2 separate regions of the Mus musculus genome follow, and region 2 is linked to region 1. A link is a contact called in ENCODE Hi-C or POLR2A ChIA-PET data. All regions are on one chromosome and are shown on one strand. The core of a region is the stretch at or near the end of the contact, and the rest is flanking DNA. Distances in the headings are between cores, read along the strand shown.

Region 1 (4,602 bases), core at 1,387-3,886:
GGCCTGATGCTGCCATTCTGAGCATTCTGGCTGCTGATATCCCCCAATTCAGGGAAATGCTGGCAGGGTGGAGTGATGACTGGCACCTTCTTGGATCTGGCTCTGCCCCAATAGTCCAGATGATGAGACAAATGTTGCAAATAGGAGCGCATTGGAAAAACACAGGGAGGCTATGAAACAGTCCATAACAACACTGGGTTACATCTAAAAGCCCAAAGCCTTGCCAGTGAGTACCAGGGAGGAAAGGCAGCTTTGGCTGGGCCATGCGGAGGGAAGAGTGAGGCCTTAAAGGGTGGAAGATGCTGATGGGTGTTAAGGCACAGGGTTGCCTAATGCCATTACGCACAGGACCTGTTAGGTTCCTTGCCTGACCTTAGAGAGAGAGAGAGACAGAGAGTCAGAGACAGACAGTCAGAGACAGACAGTCAGAGACACAGAGTGACAGACACAGAGAGACAGGGAGAAAGAGGTGGGGGAGAGGGTGCAGCCAGCTATGGGTTGATAAACTGCATTGGGCATGGTTGGGCAATTGGAAAGTTAGTCCTGAGTGGGAGTGGCAGCCCGGGTCTCCTGAACCCCAGTCTCAGAACCTGTTAAAGGAAATGACTGCAGAAGATGACTCTGGCCCAGGCTGGTATCACTCAGCCTGTCAGTCCATGTGTGTATGGTATGAAGGAAAGGACCCGGGAATGGAGATGTTCAGAAATATCTCAACCCAGGAATTTCAAGCCATTGATGTTTGGAGATAGCAAGATAAAGACATTACTTCAGGGCTACCTGGCTTTTGGTGGCATTTCAAGCATGCACAGAAATAATGCACAGCTGCTGGCTTCAAAGATGACCAGCCACTCCTGGATCTGGCTCTGTAACCCCAATGCTGCCATAGACAGGGATACAGATGGACACCCAAGGGTTAATACTCTAGCCTGCATCTGGCTGGACAGGCTCTTCCTGGCTTGCTTCTTCCTCCCACCCACTGCCTCAGCCTCTGACTATGAGAGCAGCCTGGAAACTGCGGCAGTCTCTGAGCACTTCAAGACATCATGTTCCATTTTCCAATCAGTACAGTCTGCAGACAGAGACCCGGCCTGACTGCCTGGCTGAACCTCGGCCTCCTCTCTTTCCTCTTATGTCTCCTTGTAGTCTTTCTTTTCTTCCCTCTTCTCTCTTTATGCTTGTTGCATGTGGGATAACTTCCTCCCTTCCCCTCCTCCTAACCCCACCTTCTGCCTCTCACTGAGCCCCTCTCTCTGCTGTTCTACTTTTCTCTCCTCCCAGACACCTGCAACGCGCTGCCCATCACAAGTTCGGTTCCTACCCTCCAGGTTTTCCCTCTCATTCTCTTCTGAAGCAAACCCACTTGCTGTGGATTGAAAGTACCATCCTTCACTCTGTAAGAGCCATGCTATCATCTGCTGCCATTACTGGAGACAGCTTCTGAGCAGCCCATTATCAGCTGCAGCTCTGAACTCTCCTTGCACTTTCTTTCCTCAGTCAGCCGCAGAGTCTAGAATAGCCCCATCTCATTTTCTTCAAGAAAAGATTCGGGTCCAGCTCCCCTCAAAGAGCCACCCAAGTCCCTAATAGTTCCTACACATCCATTGAACAAGTAGCAGCATGCCCATCTCTCTCTCTCTCTCTCTCTCTCTCTCTCTCTCTCTGCCAACAGGTTGCTCAGCACAGGTCCTGGTGTAAAGCTGAGTGAGCCTGAATTTTCCCTACCCTGAAGGCCCACTCCCAACTGGGGCCTAAAACATGTGCAACAACCAAAGAAAGATATCTACTGGGGATGATGCCACACTCGGATCTTGTGTCACTCGGAACCTGGAGACCTGGTTGACCATTCTGGCAGACATTGGGCCTGTGCCAATCCCTGCGATACCCCCCCCCCCCAGACCCCCATCTCTCTCTCCAGCCTGTGGGTAGCTCAGTGTTCTCCTCCGTGCAATGGGATGAGCAGCCTTCTCTTTACCTCGCAAAGCGCTGCAGCCCCAGGAGCAGCTATTGAAATACCGCGGGCCTCAGCCGTAGCTTAGAAGCAGTAAGGAAGCCAGAACCCAGGGCCGAGAAGCCTGGGCAGCTGGCGAGAAGGGGCTGTCCGCTCCAAGTGGCCCCGCAGAGCCGCCTGCTGCTTGCTGCAGAGCTCCTGCCCCAGCCCGGCCCGGGCCCCGCGCGCCACGGTTGCAGCTTACCGAAGAAGGGCAGCGCCCCGCGGCGCCCCGCGCGGTCATACGGGCAGCTGGGTCCCGGCACGGCGTGTTGGCCGCCCTGGTTCGCTCGCTCCCTTGCTCGCTAGTGGCTGAAGAGCCCGCGCCCCGGTCGAGGGCCACGCCGCTGTCCTGGGATGCAGAGAGCCGCAGCGACACCGAGAGCACCGAGGCAAACTTTCACTTTCCCCTGGCCGAGCTTCGCTGGCCAGCCCTCGGCACAGCCTTTTAAGCGGGCGGGCTGGCGGGGCATGTGGTTTATGGGAAATCACCCTGGCTCTCCGCCAGACACACACAGACATACACACACACAAACACACTCACAGGCACTGACACATACTACACCCCAGAGGCCCACTGAGCCGCCGACTCCCTTCCCCCAAGCGGGCCGCCTGGTCGTCCCCGCTAGCTCTCTTCCCCGTCGCTCTGTGGCTGTGCAGCCTCCTCAAAGTAACCCGGGCTCCACCGCCCTCCCCCGCCCTTCTCGAGCTCTGGACAAGACACTGCCTTTCCTTCTGTGCTCGCCACTCTTGTCAATCTCGTGTGATTGTTCTCGGTCTAATGCTGGCCCCTAGGGACTTTCCCTCAAGGCCCGAAAATCCTCAAATCTGAGCAGGAAACGGACAGAGTACATTGAACAGGACTTGAATGGGGATGGACCAACGCCTCTCTGCTGCAGCTCCATTCAAGTCCCTCATGGAACCCAGGGCAGCAGGTTTGCAGATTGGCTTGCTCCCTCCTATGCATTGTTCAAAGAATCTACTATACTACTATACTATCCTCTCCCCTGGCTGTAGGGAGAAGTGGGGAGCATCCAGCTACCTGGGTAGGAGAGGAAGGACTTGGTCCTGTGACAACTAGCTGGGTGTTTCTGCACTCTGCCAGGAGACACTTCAGGTGCTTAACCTGAAAGCACTGGCTGGCCCCCTGCTCCTGGGCTGCCAAACCCAGCTTATGTGGAAAGGTTGGTGTGCCTGGACTCTAGATTTCCCTCAACTCTGTTGGAAATGCATTTGTGCAATCACATTTTGTCTTTACATGAGAATGGATCTAGATTAACCTATCAAGAGGAGCCTATTAATTATATTGCCAACGTCAGGATCTTTTTCTTCCTTCCATTTATCCTGATTCAATGTGTTTCAATCCCGTCATGCCCAGATGAGTGGTCTGGTCTCAAAGGGGCACTTTTGTCACGTGTCCTCCATTTCCTTGCACTACCTAGCTCAGAGCAACAACGTCCCTCATAAACCTTTGCTCAGGCTGCTTCCTCGGACATGAAGTCTTCCTTTCCCCCATCCATCTTAAGGTGAATGTCTCACCTTTTAAGGTTATAATCACATCTTATCCTTGTCTTGCAAAGCCTTCTGGGATGCTTCAGGCTGATGGATAATTCCTTCTTTCTGTGTTCCCACTGGACGCAACCCATTCCTCCCAGTTAAGTTGGCATTCATTCATTCATTCATTCATTCTCTACATTATTTTAAACTGGTGGTTCTCAACTTGTGGGTGGCAACCTCTTTGGGGGGTCACAAGTCAGATATCCTGCATATCATATGCTTTACATTATGATTCATAACAGTAGCAAAATTACACTTGTGAAGTAGCAATGGAATAATTTTGTGGTTGGGGCGCCACCACAACATGAGGAACTGTATTGAAAGGTCTCAGCATTGAGAAGGTTTAGAACCACTGAATACTAGTGATAGTAGTGATTACGTTTAGAATCACTGAATACTAGTGATAGTAGTGATTACGTTTAGAACCACTGAATACTAGTGATAGTAGTTATTACGTTTAGAATCACTGAATACTAGTGATAGTAGTGATTACGTTTAGAATCACTGAATACTAGTGATAGTAGTGATTACGTTTAGAACCACTGAATACTAGTGATAGTAGTGATTACGTTTAGAACCACTGAATACTAGTGAGAGTAGTGATTACGTTTAGAACCACTGAATACTAGTGATAGTAGTGATTACGTTTAGAATCACTGAATACTAGTGATAGTAGTAATTACGTTTAGAACCACTGAATACTAGTGAGAGTAGTGATTACGTTTGACCTGCACCCTGAGCTGGGAGGCTTCCTCTGGGTAGCACCCCATTTCACTTCACTCCGAACTGATAGACATAGCACATAATAGGAATTAAATTAACTGGGCAGTTGGAATGGATGAGTCACTTGACAGACATTCACTGCTAACTACAGGCCAGTGTAACAGTGACCGTGATAATATGGCCCCCTACTCAGATGTGAGCCACTGGAAGCTGAGGGCTTGGGACTCAGGGCTTCTCGGAGGAATGCAGAGATAGCACTTGGCCAGAGACATGATCAAGGCTTATTTCCTTCTTTGGTGGAATAGTCTTTATTCTGGTCTGGAACAATAAAGATT
Region 2 (4,602 bases), core at 672-3,171, 260 kb after region 1:
CATTGGAAGAGACCAATGGACAGATTTAGCAGAGATTTACAGCTGTACTGAATAACTTAGATCAACTGTCCACCAGCAGAACCTTAACCATATCCTAAGACCAGCAGGGATAGTTTCACTGTGTTGATGTGATAGATCTCAGGGGTGACAAGGGTCATCCTGCTGGTAAGATCAGAAAGCTTAGAGAATCATTACCAAAGGAGGATGCTACAGATCTGAACGTGAGACTTTAACTCCTGCTGTGAACCCTGTCTGCCGCACCCACTGGCCACTCACAAAGTCAGGGTTGTAACAGAGCATGATGAGCTGCATGCGGGTGTCCATGACCTGGTTCTCCACAATGTCTGCACGGATCCTCTCCTCCTCTGTCTCTCCATCTGCAGCACACACAGTACACTAGGCATCCCAACCTTGCCAAGCCGAGGAGATTATCCCCCATCTCCCACCCTGTGGCCAGCCCCACTCACCCAGGTGGTGCTTTCGGGCAAGGTAGCGCAGGATGGCATTGCTCTGGGTGATCTTGTGTGATCCATCGATCAAGTAAGGCAGCTGGATGGACAAGCAGGGAGGGTCAGATGGGATATGGGGTACCTGAATCCTTTCTCTGGGTGAGAGAAGACACAGGGCCTGACAGTGTGCCTGCCATGGGAAGCCCTCCATGGGCACAGTGTGCACTGAATGAGAGAGCTGGGGCACAGCCCATCACAGAACACTGTGCAGCCAGCAGGGATGGAGCAGGAGAGCAGAAACACTGATCCTAAACCCTCAGCCAGGCCAGGAGATGAGGTGAGATCACCGTGTCTTCCCCAAACCTCTCCTCCCCTGCACCTACATTGGGAAAGTCCAGGCCCAGCTTGAACTTCTCATTCAGCCACTGGCTTCTGTCAAAGTCGGGAGCTGTAAACAAGAAGATGTGAAAAGGCATTACCCCACTGTCCCACCCTTCTACAGATTATCGACCAGTAGCAAGAACCCCTAAGGCAGGGCCTCTGCAACCTGTTACAGAGAGTTACTTTCCAATGTGGAGAAGGGTCTGAATAACAACTGATAATAAAGGCAGCCTGGACCCAATAAGACCCCAGTAGTGAATTCTGTCGAATTATAAATACAAATGGACCAAGGAACTCCATTCTCCATGATCTATATTGGAAAATCAAACTGCACTCTCAAAGAGGTTTCTGGAAGCAGCAGCCTCTATCTTTAGCTAGAGGGAGACCAGCAGGGCTAAATAACGGGAAATCTAGGCATAGTTTGATAGGTAAGAGGGAAGCAGGTGTCTGACCAGGAAGGTGGCATTACCGTCACCCATGGTGTATCTCTTCTCATCATAGCTTGAGTCTGTGTATTCCAGGAGCATGCGGATCGGGTGTGTCAGCTGGGAGAGATGACCAGAAGAGACAGAGGTCAGACATTGTGGGGACTTCTTTGTATGACTTCATCTTCACCCGTTGAGACCTCCCACACTGCACAAACGCCGTCACCCCGCACGTGCATGTGCACACCACACACATACGCGCGCGCGCACGCACACACACACAGCCACCCAAGTGCGTAAACTGAGCGCTGAGAGCTACAGGCAGGAGATTCCAGTGAGAGCTGAAGAGTACCCGCTGTAGGAAGGGCTCCTGCTCTTAAGAACTTTCTGCTTCACATCCCAGTCCCACCCTCCAAGTGGACCCCTCTCTCACTCCGCGGACGTTCCAGTATCCCAGTATCATAGGCATGGTGCTGGTGCTGTGGTCTTCTCAAACTGGCTTCAGCAGGACTGACCTGTGTGTTTGGAGTTGTGACTTTATACAGACTACTAGAGAAACGTGGGCAGGACAAAACAGCGGGTCCCTCCCAACCCTGCACCAATCCCAATTAGGCACTCCCCTTCCTAGGTCTGTAACCAGAGCAGCAGACCCTAAAGCGGAAGGCAGAGGCCACACCCTCTCCGGGAGAGGCGGGGTTAAGATCCTTAGCGGCCTCTGTCCCGGGATTCTGTTTTGCACACGCTGAAACAGAATCTGCTCTCCTGCTTCCCCCGAAACCCTCTTAGCGACTGCCGCCATCGCCGCCTGCTGGATGCTCCCTAGACTAGCTAGCACTTTGCCTGGAGTCTGGCCAGACAGCGAAAGAACATTGGGTGGGTGTTCTCCCGCCTTCCTTTCTTTTGCAGAGCTCGGTTTTCACACCCAGACTGTGGGAATCTGTCATTGGGGAGGCTCAACTCTCAGCTTAAAGACAAAAAGGCGAGAGCCCCCGACCTGAGAGTTTAATGTAGCACTTATCGTCATGGAAAGAACTCTGTCAGTCTGACAGGTACCGGATTTTTGCGCACACAGCCTCAAGTTACAGGAACAGTCGGTGACATGGAAACAACCCCAAGGCAGAGATAAACAGGGCTCCGTATTTTCCTTTAGGGGGTTTGAGAACTGTTATCAGTTATTAAAAAACTAATCTGTATTTTGGCCGTGTTTATGAATCTAAATTCAAGTACCAACCACAGAGGGGCCGGAAGTTTGAGGGAAGCCACAGCTGTGGACAACAGTCAGCTGACAAAACCCAGCAGAGCACAAGGGAGAAAAAGAGCCCACGCTGGGTTGTGCCATAGAGAGGGAGAGCATGTGACCCAAGAAGTTTGCTTTCAAGGGATACCAGGATGCTGTACACATGGGAGCCCAAAGCAAGACCCTCAGCTGTCCCTAAATGCAGGACCTGGCCCAGGCTCCGGACATGCGTTTGTATATGACAGGGTGGCTCAAATGACCTTTCAGGTTACCCTGAGATATATAGTAGTATATCCTTCACAAGTAGTATATGCCCTGTAGTATTACCTTCACAAGGTCAATGTCCTCCCAAGAACACTGTCCTACCTGTTTACTTTCTTTTTTGCAGACAACCAAGAGGCTTGATGGAAGGGGAGACTAAAATGAGTTTACAAGTCAAAGGCCAAGGCTGTTGCTCTGCAGGACGTACATTTTGGGATTAAATCATCCTTTACTGGGACTACGGGGTATGAAGGCAACATATCATGTCACCCACATAGGAGCTGTGCAGTGAGGTTGCAGGGGGCAAGCAGAGGCCATCTCATCCTAGGACATTAAAGAAACCACATGTTCTGCAGGTCTTGGTGAGGATGCACGAAAAGTGACCATGTCACTGGGGCTTTAGCAGCAGTTTGGTGGGAACTACAGGGACATATTTTGCAAGTATGAATGAGGCACTTCAGCAGATTGTCACACACTGTGGGAAGTAGAGAAGGAGGAGTGGAAGAAAGCAGAAGGAATCCATACTGTCTAGGACAAGGACTCAGAGGGCCTGGGAAGGGAGCCAGAGCCCTGGAGCCCTTCAGAGGACAGAATCTATCTGCAGACAGGGATAAGGGCTAGGACAGCAAGTTCTCAATGCAGGGTCCCCAGAGTCCGAGATCATTGTCCCTTTGAATGAGAAAGGTCCCTGAAAGGCAGCAGGGAACTGTGGGGACTGGAGACGTGGAGAGATCTGAAGCTAGGAGTCACAGCCAGTGCTGTCTTGGAGAATTTAATCCCAGCGTTGGTCACTGATCCTCTGGGTGTCTCTGTGCACTGTCACAAGTTCACAGTGCAGCCAGCCCTAGTGTCTTAAAAGGACACTGTACAGGAAAAAAATCTAAATGTGCTGGAGGAAATTTGGCTTATAACCTATAGAGTGACATCTGAGATGGATTCCGTAATTTCTTCCAGGCCAATGGGTGACATTCAACATGGTCCATGCAAAACCACAGAATTCTATAAATAATGGCTTTAAAAATTTTAAAACTCGGGGTGGGGGTGAAGAAGGGGCCGGCCTTCGAGTGACAGCGGCGCAAGATGTCAGCCACCACAGGCTCGGGAGTAAAAGTCCCTCAAAATTTCTGACTGTTAGAAGAATTGGAAGAAGGACAGAAAGGAGTAGGCGATGGCACAGTTAGCTGGGGTCTGGAGGACGACGAGGGCATGACACTTACAAGATGGACAGGCATGATAATTGGGCCTCCACGAACAATCTATGAAAACCGAATATACAGCCTTAAGATAGAGTGTGGGCCTAAGTACCCAGAGGCACCCCTGTCTGTAAAATTTGTAACAAGAGTCAATATGAGCGGCGTGAGCAGTTCGAATGGAGTGGTGGATCCGAGAGCCACGGCAGTGCTGGCAAAGTGGCAGAACTCCCACAGCATCAAAGTCATCCTGCAGGAACTGCGGCGCCTGATGATGCCAAAAGAGAACATGAAGCTGCCACAGCCACCGGAAGGACAGCGTTACAGCAATTAGTCACCAAGGCCCCGGCCTCCCCTCCCCATCCAACCCAAGTCTTCATTTTCCACAGTAGTGAATTTTCTAGATACATCTGTAGACCTCAAAGTACTGGAGAGGAAGCTCCACTCAGCCTTCATCCTGAGGCACTGTTCTGATACTAACTTCTCGTCCATTTGAAATACCTAAGTTGTGCTGTGTAACATCAACTGTCAAGTGTAACCGCTGTCTGCCTGGTTGAACGTCTGGGATCAAGAAGGTGTTGAAATCGGTTTCCTGTGGGAGCGGTGGGCACAGCTAACACAACTGTGAACAGACACGTCACACAATCACCTGCTGCTGG

The links. Hi-C counts contacts between places; a loop is a spot of excess contacts on that map. ChIA-PET counts read pairs that join two places held with the same protein, here RNA polymerase II (POLR2A).
Region 2: a map of heart shows a loop between it and region 1 (1.8-fold over the local background). The contact joins the promoter of Gstm1 here to the promoter of Csf1 in region 1. A Hi-C loop is called at or near these places in 1 of 37 maps with a recorded cell type or tissue (heart). POLR2A ChIA-PET finds 5 or more read pairs at or near these places in 1 of 5 experiments (Patski).

Annotation. Positions count from the first base shown.
Region 1 is chr3:107,757,833-107,762,434 of GRCm38, forward strand. It overlaps Csf1 (colony stimulating factor 1 (macrophage)), which reads right to left and starts at 2,637. Exons shown (of 9, transcript NM_007778.4): 1 at 2,193-2,637. The coding sequence starts at 2,231. All of the region lies in intron 1 of Gm40121 (a long non-coding RNA gene), which reads left to right.
Region 2 is chr3:108,016,052-108,020,653 of GRCm38, forward strand. Gstm1 (glutathione S-transferase, mu 1) reads right to left here and starts at 1,922. Exons shown (of 8, transcript NM_010358.5): 1 at 1,689-1,922; 2 at 1,300-1,375; 3 at 833-897; 4 at 468-549; 5 at 277-377. The coding sequence starts at 1,724. It also overlaps the pseudogene Gm12502.